Regions from separate parts of the Mus musculus genome. Here region 2 is linked to region 1. Evidence: chromatin contacts called from ENCODE Hi-C data. All regions are on one chromosome and are shown on one strand. Each heading gives the region's core, a stretch centred on a gene start or an enhancer-like site at or near the end of the contact. The rest is flanking DNA. Distances are from core to core; before and after follow the strand shown.

Region 1 (6,795 bases), core at 2,339-4,838:
GAAACAAAAGATATGAGCCAGATCACGGCAGAAAGCGCAGTTTCACGGTGTCCTGGCAACAGCAATGGTCAAGTAGGACAGTAACTACTTGACCAAATAAGAACTATGAAAACTGAGTCTGAAGACTGACTCCTCTTCCAGAGGACCCGAGTTCAATTCCCGGCACCCACATGGCAACTGGGTAAGCACCTGTAACTCCAGTTCCAAGCGTGATCTCATGCCCACTCCTGGCCTTCATGAACACTTCATGCATGTGGTACACACGTGAAACACCCATACACATAGAACTAAATGAAGAATGTTTTAAATAATGAAAATAATAAGATAACGAAAGCAAACCAGAAGGGGACCCGTGAGAGGGAGGGAGTAGGAGTGGAGTAGGGTGTTGGGATGTAGAATATAAATATGAGTAAAGTATAATGATACATATGAATGAAGATGCCATTATGAAACCCATTCCTCATATGTTAGTCTTTTTTTTTTCATTTATAAGTAAGAATTGTGAGCATAAGTGATGGGAGCAAGCACCTATTCTGGCTCGTGAAATGCTGTTCTTTTTATTGTGGTGTTTATTTTTAGCGTCTGTGGTTGTAACTATAGATGTTACTAGTATACTCTTCTTCTCTGTCTCAGGCTGTGAAACACAAAAAAATTCATGAGAACCACTTGTCACGGAGACACAAGATGTTTCAGAAATAAGTTTTCAAAGCCAGCATCAGAAACACAGTCCCTTGATGTTCCTAGCAAAAGCTATCTACCCCCCCCGCCCTGTTAACTGCTGCCCCCTGGGGCCATCTCACCCTAGAATGCCCCCCACTTCTCCACACCAGTCCTGCCCCAGCTGCATCCTGGTCCTCCAAAGTTCCACCTGGGTGCTTCCTTCACAAATCCTGTTGATTTCAGGTCACCAAAGCTTCTCCCTGCATCATCTCTCCATCCTCGATGCCACTGCCTTGGCTAGTGCACCCTGGCATGTGGTCCCTAGAATTGCAATCATCTTGTGCCAATGGTTCTGAAACTTAGCTCAGATCACGTGACTCCGGCTTGAACCTCTTCAAGGCTTAAAATAAAGACCCCTCTTCCTCAATCCCAAACCTGACTCTATCACAACCAACACCGGGGCTTTGGAGATCCCCAGCCATGCCTCGCAGCACGAATTCCTGACTTTCTCTCTCCTCTAGGCTTAGAGCACTGTTTTCAGCTCCTCAAATACACGTGTTCCTTCTGCTCTGTGAACCTCTGCTCTGAGGTTCCCTCTAAGGAAATAGAGCCTCTTCTCACTGGCCTGGCAACTCCCACTCTAGGTGCCAGTACCATAAGGGTGTCATTTCCTCAGGAAACCTGTCATCCTTTCCTCTGGCCTTTGCCAATCTGCTTGTTTTGTTTCAGACAGAGGAGAAGCCTAAGTTGACTGGGAACTCACGAGGTAGCCTCATGTTAATTAAGCTCAAACCAATGGAAATCCTGCCTCAGGCTCCCAATTGCTGGCAATACAGGCAGGACTCACCACACCCAGCTTCAAGGTTTTCTAGCAGACTTTCTTAAAGCCTCTTGGTGCCCACAGAGCATGCTACACTTTGAATTCCTAATGCCACCCTACAGTGACTAATTTTGACCTGACACCCACACTGTAAACTCCAAGAAGACAGGTATTTTGCCTGCCCTCTTCTGACTATATTTCCAAGTCTCAGACTGTGCCCGGTGTCAAGTATGTATTTGACGAATAAATCCTGCGATGATTTAAAATAAAAGCCAAACTACCAGGCTTTGTAATTTCCAGAGATTTGGAGACCAAACAGAAGGCTGAGGCTGTACTGAAGGTATTTACAAACTGAAGGGCAATACCTCTTCATTCACTCTTCAGTCAGGCAAGTCATAAGACATTTTCTTCAAACATAACTTGCTTTCCTGGATCTAGTCTGAGGAAGGGAAGAAATGAAGTCATAAAAGAAATTGAAAGGGAGGAACTGAGCTGAGTGGGAATTAGATGTGATCAAGATATATTGTATAAAACTGTCAAAGACTAAATAAAACAATATTCTTTAAAAGAAGAAATATAATCTCTCTCTCTCACACACACACACACACACACACACACATTTTAACTCCAAGACTCACTCAAGCGCTGCCTATCCTACCCAATTCAGCCTGTATATGAGCTAAGAGGTGACTGGACACACTGTTTCAACTTGTCCCGCTCCAATACTATTTACAAAGAGCCACAATATCTATACATTAACATGTGGGGCAGTGGCCAAGACCAGGAGTATGGTGCACCCACACAACCTGCCTTAATACTCTTTACAGGAAGGGAAAGTGAACCCACACTCCTAAAAGCATACCAAACCATTGTGTGCGTGGGCACGCTGTAGGTTACTCCGTGAGCCCTTCCCAGACCCACCCTTGTGGAGAAAAACCACTCCCCACAGCCTTTCTACAACCTGAGCCAAAGGAGCCTAGTCGGCAGGATTAGTAATAAGACAGAGCAAAGACTCTGGAAGCCCCTTGGGCTCCATTATGCTTCATGCCCTATGAGAGAAGTGCTACCCCAGGGACAGCTGGGGCAGATCGTAGCCTCACATGCTGCCAAGAAACCTGTCCCTCTGAGGACACGCGGGCCATGAGGCTCAGCTCCAGGTCCAGTGAGAGTCACCCCACCCATCTGCCAGAGAGAGACAAAGATCACTAGAAACAAAGGACACACACACACAGGCACACGTACATGCACATTCACAAAGTCAAAAGCAAATACCAACACTTGGTATAATTTCAAAACAAACAGCAGCTTGGTGTGTCTTTAAATAGACGGTGAAACCATCCTAGAGGGACAACGACTATGTGATCTTGACAGGCGCGATCTGGGTTCCGAACCCACGCTGCCTCCGCCCTCCTCCCACCCACGCTGCAGTTGTCAGGCGCATTTCCCAGCCTCAGGACGCATGCTGCCTGCCGGGAGCAAGCCCATCCACGCCTGCCAGTGAGGCACCAGCAGGTGGAAGAGAGCCAGGGTAGCCCGAAGTAGGCAATACCAACCTTTAGGATCCCAGTTCACCTGCTTTCTTGGCGTCTCGATTGGAAATTTCATTGCTCCGTTGCCCACAGGGGGATGAAATGAAAAGAATCAAAATAATAATAATAAAGTCTTCAAGATTTACAACTCGTCGGTTAAACAGACCAACGGAACAATTTGTGAGGATGGAGGAGCACTGAAGTGGCTCGTGGGGAGCCCCAGAGAAAGACAAGCGGGGAAAATACTAGCAGAGGAAAGCACCGAGCACTGGCTTGGTTGGGTGTTTGCACCGGTTAAGGGGGTGGCCAGCTGCTGCCCTTGTGGGTGAAAGAAAAAGTAAGATCGGATGCTGAGGGTGGTTCCGAGAGGATCAAAGAGCCGGGCTGCTTCTGCAAAAGCGCGGTAGGCAGATGCGAGGCTGAGCAGCCGCCGGGCGGAGGCCGGAGTGAAGCCCACCGCAGCGTCCCTCGGGTCCCCAAAGGCGTGTTCGTACCCCCTCTCTCGCATCCACACACACGCACACACACATACACACACATCCATACATACACGCACACACACACACACAGGCGCGCGCACACCGGGCCGCGCGCTCGGGCGGACACGTCAGCCTCGCTCGTCTGAGCACAGAGCACTCGCCCCTCCCCAGCCGCGGCTCCTCGCCCCCGGGCGACGCCCCCCACTCTCCACCCGCTGAAAGCCATTGGACAGAAGGATGGCGCGGCGCCCCGGGGAGCTCGCGGCTAAGGCGACCCTCCCCGTGGCGCGCTGCAGGTGCCGCGCCACTGCGGGAGAACGCCGGGCGCGCGTGGACCCCGGACACCCGGGCTCGTCGCTGGGCGGTGGCGGACCTGTCCTTCCCCGGGCTGCGCGGAGACAGCGAGCAGAGGGCGCGGCTGCTACTTACTGACGCGGCCGCAGCGTGCTCGGTGGAGTTGCAGCCGGAGACACGCTTGGCTGCCTGGAAGGCTCTGCAGGAGGCGGAGGAAAGGGCCTGCCTGCCGCGGCCCCACCGCAGACCTCGGCCTGGGGGGGGTGACCTCCTTTCACCGCTCCCACCCCGGGTGCCTGCTCTTTCTCTCTTGTCACTTCATTTTTGGTACTCCACTCCTTGCTCCCCAGCGTGGTCCTCTCGCCTGAGTCCCGAACCCAGGTCCCCACGGCGCTCCTGAGTGAAGGAAGCTAACACCAGCCATGAGCCTTTTGTTCTGGGACCGCTTGGCGCTGGCTGCGATCTCATCGCGCGCCTAGTTCCCCAGGCACAGCTTGGTCTCTTCCCCAGCTACCTGTAGCTGGACTGGGGCTCCTGCTTGGAGGCTGGGGAGATGGGCTGGGGAGAGACTTTGAGGCCCAGGAGGAAAGAGGAGTTGCTAAGGTTTGGCGACTCTACTTGGAGAAGCTAAGGAGGTGGCCCGGGAGCCCTTGAAAATCAGCCAATGGTGGGTGCAGGAAGACTTCAGCCCTCAGCTGTGCTCTCAGAGAGTTAGGGAGATGCCCCACCCCATTCTCCCCATCCTGGAATCCCTAGGTGGGTTTATGGTAAGAAAAACGCCAGAAACGGCCAACAGTGCTCCGGTGCTCTTGAAAGAGCCACCCAAGTATCCATATGAATTCTGCTTATAAGTTCACTGGGGTGCCTAGCAACAGAGACTTGCACATAACAGACACTCAAAATAATTAACAACAACAAAACTAATAATATATATGCTAAAGGAAGTGTAATGTTTGCTAAAGGAAGGTTTGATTAGCTCACTGTGGTGTTGGATAGGAAGTTCAACTCAGACCCCTGGCCTATAAGTAAGTAAAATCTCTTATTCATTCAGCATCTACATACCGAACTCCTTCTGTGTGCCATCACAGACCTAGGTGCTGGCCACCTGGCAAAGGGCAAGACTGGCGTGGGTGTCCTTCGGAGAACACGTGCCAGGAGGTCAGATTGATGGTTACTGCCTTAACTTAGGGAAGAAGAAGTGACAACTGTCCTATTCCCAAGTCTGCCAGCTGCGGTCCTCAAAACCTACACTAGCTTGGCATTCAAGATGCCTTGGAGGTTCATGGGAGGCCTGGGTCAACTTATCAATACACATACACACACCACCACCACCACCACTACCACCACACTTCTCTACGGAGCTATTGTGGGAAGTGCTTTGTCACTGACTTCACAAGCTGCCCAGACACAAGCTTTGAGTTCTCTGCAGACCAAGTTCAAGGAAAGCTGGCACCACCCAGAGATGCTGTTCTGCCTCCTCGGCCCTTTGGATGGCTTCCCTGAGTGCATTGGAGAGAGAGCAGCCTCCTCTGGGCTGTTTCCACACTTTCCCCTCCTTGGACTTCGAGGATGAACAAGACATTAACATAAAGCAAATTGAACTAACTTGTGCATTTCTCAGTTGTGAGCCCCAGAGAAACTGGTATGCATAGGAATTCTTTACCCAAGCCCACAGAAAGGAGACTCTCAGAAGCACTTTCATGCCTCTCTCTACCCTTTCCTCCCTGCATCTCTATTGGAATCAGCAAAAAATCAACAGAGAAGCACATCTCTCCAAAAACCCCTTTAGGTGATGAGGCAAAACAGCTTATTTAATGCAACTTCACCTTCTCTCGCCTCTCATTCTCCATCAGCTTCCTCCATCTCTCTGAGGATGCTCTCCCTGGCCTCCTTTTTACAGAGTCTGCTTAGGGGAATAAAAACCACCCCCAGGATCATGGAGGGGAGATGGAGACCCCAAGTTTATCTGACCCCAAGACCCATCATTTCTATACCAAAACCTTGGGGTACAGGACCATGAATCTGACCAGATGTGTTCTTTTGAATAATGATGATCCAAATATTGGGTTATCCAAACGTCAGCCCCTTTCTATTTGCATAAGGAACTGGGCTATTGTGCAGTCGAGGGGGTCAACATTAAGGGATTTTATCACTGCCCAAAGAACCACTCCTTGGAACAAACTGCAGTCTTCTGATGCATTAGCATTCAGCCAATCAACAAACACGGAGCATTCCCCCATGTCCAAAGTAAGTTGCAGGTCTTCCTTAAAAGTGATTTTGACCTCTAGGTGATAGATGACCTCCCCACCCCAGTAGCAGAAGGACAGTTATGGGGAGGCTGGGAGACTTAGGGCAGACCCTACTGGCCCAAGAAACAGAATTCATACTGATACATAGCTTTTGGTTGGGTTAAAGTCTTGCTCTGGCCACTGGCATGGGGGAAGGTCTCTGCCCTGAATCACTGGATCCCTTCGCTCTTGCCTTTCAGGGGCCATTCACCTCTGGGGCATCCCCTCATCCCCACTCTCATTCTCAAAGACAAGTTTATGGGGAGGGAGTACAAAAATAAAAGAAATCCCAGTACCCTCCCTGATGCGTGTGAAATTAAATGCAATTCTTCCAAAACTGAGATGCAAGACCACCACCCCTCAAAGAAAGAAAGAAAGAAAGAGAGAGAGAGAGAGAGAGAGAGAGAGAGAGAGAGAGAGAGAGAGAAAAGAGAAAAGAGAAAAGAGAAAAGAGAAAAAAGAAAACAGCACCCTAACCCATTAGCTAATTAGCACTCTTCGTGCCCCCACCCCACCCCCTCCCCGCCAGTTTCCATCACTGCCAATGTACATTGATTGGTTGGTTGGTTATTTGGGGACTCATTCCACTTACCCAAAGGAGGAAGAAAGAAGTAACCTATGTAGGAAAAATACATCCACAAAAAAGGCTGCGCGGAGTGGTTGGGTCTCGCTCTGCGCCACAACAACTTCCATGGCTATCGCTGCGGGCCAGTTAGAGCTGGTGG
Region 2 (6,256 bases), core at 1,963-4,462, 39 kb before region 1:
TGGTCAAGAAAGCCTGATAAAATCCCTACGTTGTTCTTACACTTTCAAAGGCTTCGTGGACAGGGCTCCCCCTCGGCCCCTCCAGCCTTCCTTTCCTTCCACACGCTGCTCTCTCGCTCTGCAAAGTCTTCTTCAGTCATACTCAAGTAGATCCTAAGTAGGTGTTCTAATATCGCCATTGTCCTTAAAGATCCACAGTGAGAGGCAAAACCACATAAAATTGTATTTCAAGTTATTAGGAAGAAAAATCCTACAACTTCAGCACTTAACTCATTCTCTTGCTGAGGGAATCTGTTCATCTTGCCTCAGCTGATCACACTGACACAAGAAGCTAAGGAAAGTCAATAAATTCTAGGACAAAATAAAGAAAGAGTTGCACTGTGTTTATAATGCACTAGAAACTCAATGTATTCGTCATCTGTCATTCAATCAGTGACTGTCCTCTCTGCACCAGGAAGGCTCCCTAATCCCTTCTCCAAGCCACCATTCATTAGAAAGAACCATTCTTCTGGGAAGTGCAAGGCCAAATGTCACAAAAAGAGTAGGTTCCATGACCCTAGAGTTATGAAGGGGTTGTTGTTGTTGTTGTTGTTGTTGTTGTTTCCCTCTCTAAATAGCCCTGTCTGTCCTTGAACTCTGTAGACCAGGCTGGCCTCAATCACAGAGACCTGCCTGCTTCTGCCTCCTGAGTGTTGAGGTTAAGGTGTGCACCACTATACCCAGGTGACCCTAGAGTTTCAGTCTTTCTCTTGCTTTTAGCTTCCTCTCCTCTGATCCACCTTCCCGTTGCCCCATCCCAGACCCAAGCCTCTGTTCAGAACCTTGTCTACTTCTTCAGCCTCTTGGTGCACCAACCTGCACAGCTTCCAAGGATCCACTATACTCTACACATATATATCAATTCCCAGCAACCACATGGTGGCTCATAAGTATCTATAATGAGACCTGGTACCCTCTTCTGATCTGCAGGCAGGATGCTGTATAATAAATAAATAAATAAATAAATAAATAAATCTTTAAATTCTCTTCTTGATTCTCCAAATCCTCTCATTGAGAGCGCTCTCTTGTTAGTAACTCTGAGACAAACAACCCAATATCCAAGCCTCACATTGCCTCTAGTTCTAACCAGCACCATCATCGCCTTCCCATTTCAACCAGGAACTTATAGTGGACCCCCCCCCCCAAACAGACCTGCTTGTGATTTAGTGCAACTCGACTTACTGAGAGAAGGGCCATAAAGAGGATGAGAGAAGCAGAGAGCCAGGAGACTAGCCCAAGGAAAATTCCAGTCTTTGCCTGAGCCTGGGGGACTCTGGAATCTTTATTCCTTCTCAGTGTTTGTCCAGCTTTGAAACCCAGGGGCTGAGCTTTCAACCACTTATGGAATATGTGGCCACCATATATGGAAAACGCCTGGGAGATATGGATTCCTAGAGACATCAAGATGGAGATCCTTGTGTACCAAGGAAGGCTATAGGTACAAGCCAGAGAGAAAAGCACATAGAAGATGGCGTACAAAGAAGAGCAGATCGGAGAGACAAAAACATCTATGTGTGGATACAGGAAGAAAGCCTCCCTCTAGGAACCACAGAGGAGACCCTCACAGGACTCTGAGGTTGTCTTGACTGGACTTAGACCCAGGAGAAATAAGTATCGAAGCCCATGGTATTTTGTTACAGTAGCCCAGCCCAAGCTAACTGAGACACCAACTTGGGCCTCCTCTCCCTCCAGCTTACTGCTCTCAAATTACACTCTGCTTCTGCCCTCCCCTCTGCTACATCCTCCCTGCACCCCCTTGTCACTTCTGCATCCAGCTTAGATTTCATGTTCAACACTTCTCTTCAGCCAACTTTCTTTCCATTTTCTCCTATGTGACCATTAACCTTCACTGTCATCATAACTAGACTTAGAATCACCATACAAACCCATCTTGTCATTGAGGGTATTTTCATAAAAGTTTAACGAAGCAAGAAAACCCCACCCTGCGTGTGGGCAGCAGGGGCCTGAACTGAACAAATGGGAAAGAAACTGAGCAGAGGATACTTGTCTTGCAGCTTCCTGACGGTGGATACAATGTTAGCTGCCGCCTCAAGCTCCTGGCGCCAGGACCTCACTGTGAACTGTGGGCCAGGATAAAACCTTCCTTATTTAAGCTGCTTCTGTCGGGTAATTTGTTGCAGCCTATGAGAAAAGTAGTTAATAGATCCCGAACACCTAGAAGTGTACCTCTCAGAACTACTCTTACTCTCTGCTTTCTCTACAGCTGAGATGCTATTTCTGGGAAAATGGAATCTCCTTGGGGACTGCTGTCATTCTCAATCCACAGCCCCCTTCCTCATCTGGTCCTGTCCTGTTTCCCTTCTGCCACGATAAATATTATAAAGACACTAAAGCTAGCCTCACTATCAGTAGACACCATATAGACATAGACACTCGACAAGATACATATTTACAAAGGAATTCTCTGCAGAAAGTGTCAAATAGTACACCTAAACTGGACTTGGCTTCCAGCTATATATTTTAATGAATAAACTATGTTGAACAAGGTATGCCATTGCCTTTATTCCAAGTCTCTGAGATGGAGACTGAACCCTCCCTCCCTTCTGGAACATTCTGCTTTGCAAGCAGTCCTAGCTAACCCCGTTTCCCAGCCTGACTGCTCAGTGCTCCTGGCTCACAGCAGCCACTGAAACCACCTTCAGAAACACTTTTTCCATGGGGGGTGGGGGGAAGTATTTAGACACTTCTTCCTTCACTGTGCCTACGAAGCTGCAAAAATAAACAAGATCTGTCGTAGGGAGAAGACAGTTTGTACGAAACATCCTACAAGTCGGCTTTGCATTTGAGCATCACCTTCTGGTTAATCTCCCTTAGAAAAAAAAAGTTCCTCTAAATGCGCATCCGTGATGCCTACATCAGCACCATCTCTGTGATGCTCATGCAGCTATCAGAGGCGAGGGATGGGTGTGGGTTGCAGGAAGAGTACGACTAGAAGGGCTGTTGCCTCCAGTATTACTCACGAGGCTGAGGAGACAGTGACGTTGGAGGCGTACAAATCCATTCATCTGAAGAGTGTTAAGATAATAATAGCTCTGATTAGAGACGTCTTCAAGGAATCAAGAGACTTATTGAAAACGTAGACTAGATTCCCCGTAGTAAGACAGATCTGTGGATTCCCAGTAGCACCCATGTCTGGAGGATAAGCCGGCCTCTGCTTGAAGGCAAGAGTCAGCACTGCCTGGGCAATCTTGAGGCTGAAACAGCTCCTAGGGAATTTTCCACACCAGCTGCTGAACTCCTCATCCCATCCCCAAAAATATCCTCTCTTGCTAGCGATTCTTTATGCCAGAGAGTAAACTCTTTAGGAGGCCCCTTGACAGTGGGCCCTTTCATCTCTGTCTGGGTCTTGCATAATCCCAACCTCAACGCACATGCTATAAATGCCTTGGATAAAGTCCACAGAAGAAAATCATCAAAAGTTGATCAAGTGTCCCTTGGAGTCGAGGCACCAAGTGCACAGGGACAAGCAGCAGAGTCCCTGCTGCACAGGAGCTGAGCAGTTGGGGTAGAAGTAATCATATGTGGGGAGCAGAGGACAGTACCTTCACCTCCACCCCCACGCGACACAGCACTCATTCTCGGGCTCAGAGGTGACACATGCTGTCACGTGACTCCTCTAGAAAGCTGCCAAGATTCATGCAGCTCCTTATGCTCTTTAAGGGTAGGATGCCCAAAAGCAAGGGTAAACAGAAGTTTGCTCCAGTGACATTTTCAAGAGCCAAATCCTTTCTCGCCATAGATCCTTAGACTCAAGAGTTAATCAGGTGAAAGCTCTATGACTGGTCAGATAGATGCAACTGAGCAGCCAGAAGAAGCGTATTTACCTCCAAGGAACTATGAGATTTATTATTGGAAAATCTAAGTCAAATTAGATACGTAATAGTAGCATATAGTAGCATTAAGCCCTTGATATAGACTAAAAGAATTCCTGTCAGCTTCAGTGAATGTTAACTGCTGGTATGTGATCCTTCTAAATAACCCAGCCAGGGAAACCGCGAGATGAAAAGAGCCATTTTCATAGAAAGTAAAATCTAATCTTCGGATTCTCAGGTTTGAGCCAAGGGATAGAATATTTGCAGAAAATCCTAGCTTCATGTTTAATTCATCGGATAGTCTTAATTCAACTGGTGCTTCATTTCCTTGAAATTGCCTCTGAAGGGGTCATCTGAAGTAGTTCTGTGGTTATGGCGCCTCCGTCTCGTAGAGAAGAGAGGAAAGAGAAGCAGAGAGATTGCCATAAGCAATTAAAAGAGCAAATGACTCACCCTGGCGCTTGTGGAATTTGTGGGCAGAGCCAAGACTTCTTTGCCACTTAGAGAACTTTAATGGCCCTTCAGAGGCCAGTTACCCTTAAACCATCATACTGGGGAGGCAATCCACTCAACAGACATTTGCACCATGGGCACAAGGGTTTCATCCCACAGACAAATTCCAACATGCCCCACCACTAACTCACCGAGGACTTCCACTTGAGGCCCAGTTCTCATGTTTTCTACATCACACTACAAGTACAGGGTGGGTGGTTCCTTTCACCTTCACAGGGCATACGTATGTGACTCAATTTTCTTTTCTTTTTCATTCCTTTCTCTTTTTTTCTACTCCCCTTTCTTTTTTTTTTTTTTTAAGGATGTGGTCTCATGCACCCAAACTGGCCTCAAACCACTAATACCCAAGGATGGCCTTGAGCATTCACCCTCTTGTCTCCAGCTCCTTTGCAGACCTGCGCTGCTACCCACAGCTGGGTTATGTGGTAGTGCAGATCGAACTAAAGGCTTCATGGGAGCTATCCACACTCTATAGCTTCAACCCATAATGCAATTTCTATAAACCTGGCATTTGATGAGAACCTACTACATACTTGGCATTCTGAGATGTGCTAAAATAATTTAGTAAATGCATTATTATCACCAGAGCTGGTGGCTAAAATCCACCATTTTAGCCATTTAAAAATGACCATTCAAGGTGAGCTTCCATATACAGCAAGCAAAAATGCAGGGCAACCAGTTAAATTTGTGTTTTAGATTAATAATCACAACAAAATTTCAAGTGTAGGCCAAATACTACCTGAAACAGACTTTTCCAGATTTTCTTTTGCAATTCAAATTTCACTGGATAGCTGGTATGTTGTCTGCCAACGCTAAGTTAAGGACCAGAGAGAAGCACAGCTATTAACCATCCACAACGCACAAGCCGAGACTGATCCTAGAAGTACTATGCACAGCACTATGGTTTGATGTGTTCCCAGAGTCTGTGTGCTAGAAACCTGGTGGCCAGTGTGTCAGTGCTGAAAAGTAGGACCAGTAAAGGGTGACGGGCCGGGGAAAGTGACTCAGTGGCAGGCCATGTGCTTAGCATGGATGAAGCTTTAGATTCAGTCCCCACAGCAAACCCCCAAAAGTAATCCAACCAGGCAAGCTCTGCCCTCATAAGTGGGCTAACTTCACTGTGCAGGGAGTAGGCTTATTTCTAAGAGTGGGTTTGCTGCAAAAGCAGGTTTGGTTGAATTGACATATTTAAACAAATGTCATTAGACCATTACAATTTTAAGTATAAAGTACCTCTATTGACTAAATTGATTCTTCTACAGTAAACGTGACCCTTCTAATGACTAATGAGGAAACAATACACATTAGGATTATTAGCAGCCAATACACTATCCCAAGTGCTCAATCTCTTAGTCTTGGCTTATTTGCATATGCATGAGTTGCCTAAAATGCAATGACTACCTCTTTAAAAACCAGCAATAAAAGTAAATAGCTAGGGTCTCCCTCCTCCTCCCCCTCCCCCTCTCCTCTCTTTCCCTCTCCCTCTTTCCCTTTTTTTCTTCCCCTCTCCCCTCTCCCTCTCTCCTCTCCCTCTTCTCTCTCCCTCTCCCCTCCCTCTCATATTTCACCATGGATGACACAGCAGGAAGACCCCAGATGCCAGCGTCTTCTTGTTTCTTATTAGAAATAGATTTCTTTTACATATAATATATTCTAATTATGGATCACTCCCCCAACTCGTCCCAGATCCTCACCCACCCAAATCCACACCCTTTCTATCTCTCTACCATTAGAATACAGAGTTCTAAAATAATAATAGTGATAATAAGATAAAATAAAGACAAACAAATCAGAATAGGACAATACAAACAAACAGGAAAAAAGAAACAGGTCAAAGAGAACGCATAAGAAACACGTACAAACACAGAGAT

Evidence for each region. Hi-C counts contacts between places; a loop is a spot of excess contacts on that map.
Region 2: a map of left cerebral cortex shows a loop between it and region 1 (7-fold over the local background). The contact joins the enhancer-like site here to the promoter of Kcnk10 in region 1. A Hi-C loop is called at or near these places in 6 of 37 maps with a recorded cell type or tissue (left cerebral cortex and v-Abl transformed pro-B cells).

The regions. Positions count from the first base shown.
Region 1 is chr12:98,571,124-98,577,918 of GRCm38, forward strand. Kcnk10 (potassium channel, subfamily K, member 10) reads right to left here and starts at 3,589. Exons shown (of 7, transcript NM_001316665.1): 1 at 3,034-3,589. The coding sequence starts at 3,085.
Region 2 is chr12:98,532,590-98,538,845 of GRCm38, forward strand. The region is part of intron 1 of Kcnk10 (potassium channel, subfamily K, member 10); the gene reads right to left. Among named protein-coding and RNA genes, the nearest start is that of Gm40893, 12 kb to the left of the region's middle. Within about 2 kb of position 3,213, at least 1 of the 3 ENCODE cell types and tissues checked has a DNase peak (open chromatin) inside an H3K27ac peak, as active enhancers do; it is left cerebral cortex, where a contact is called at or near this core.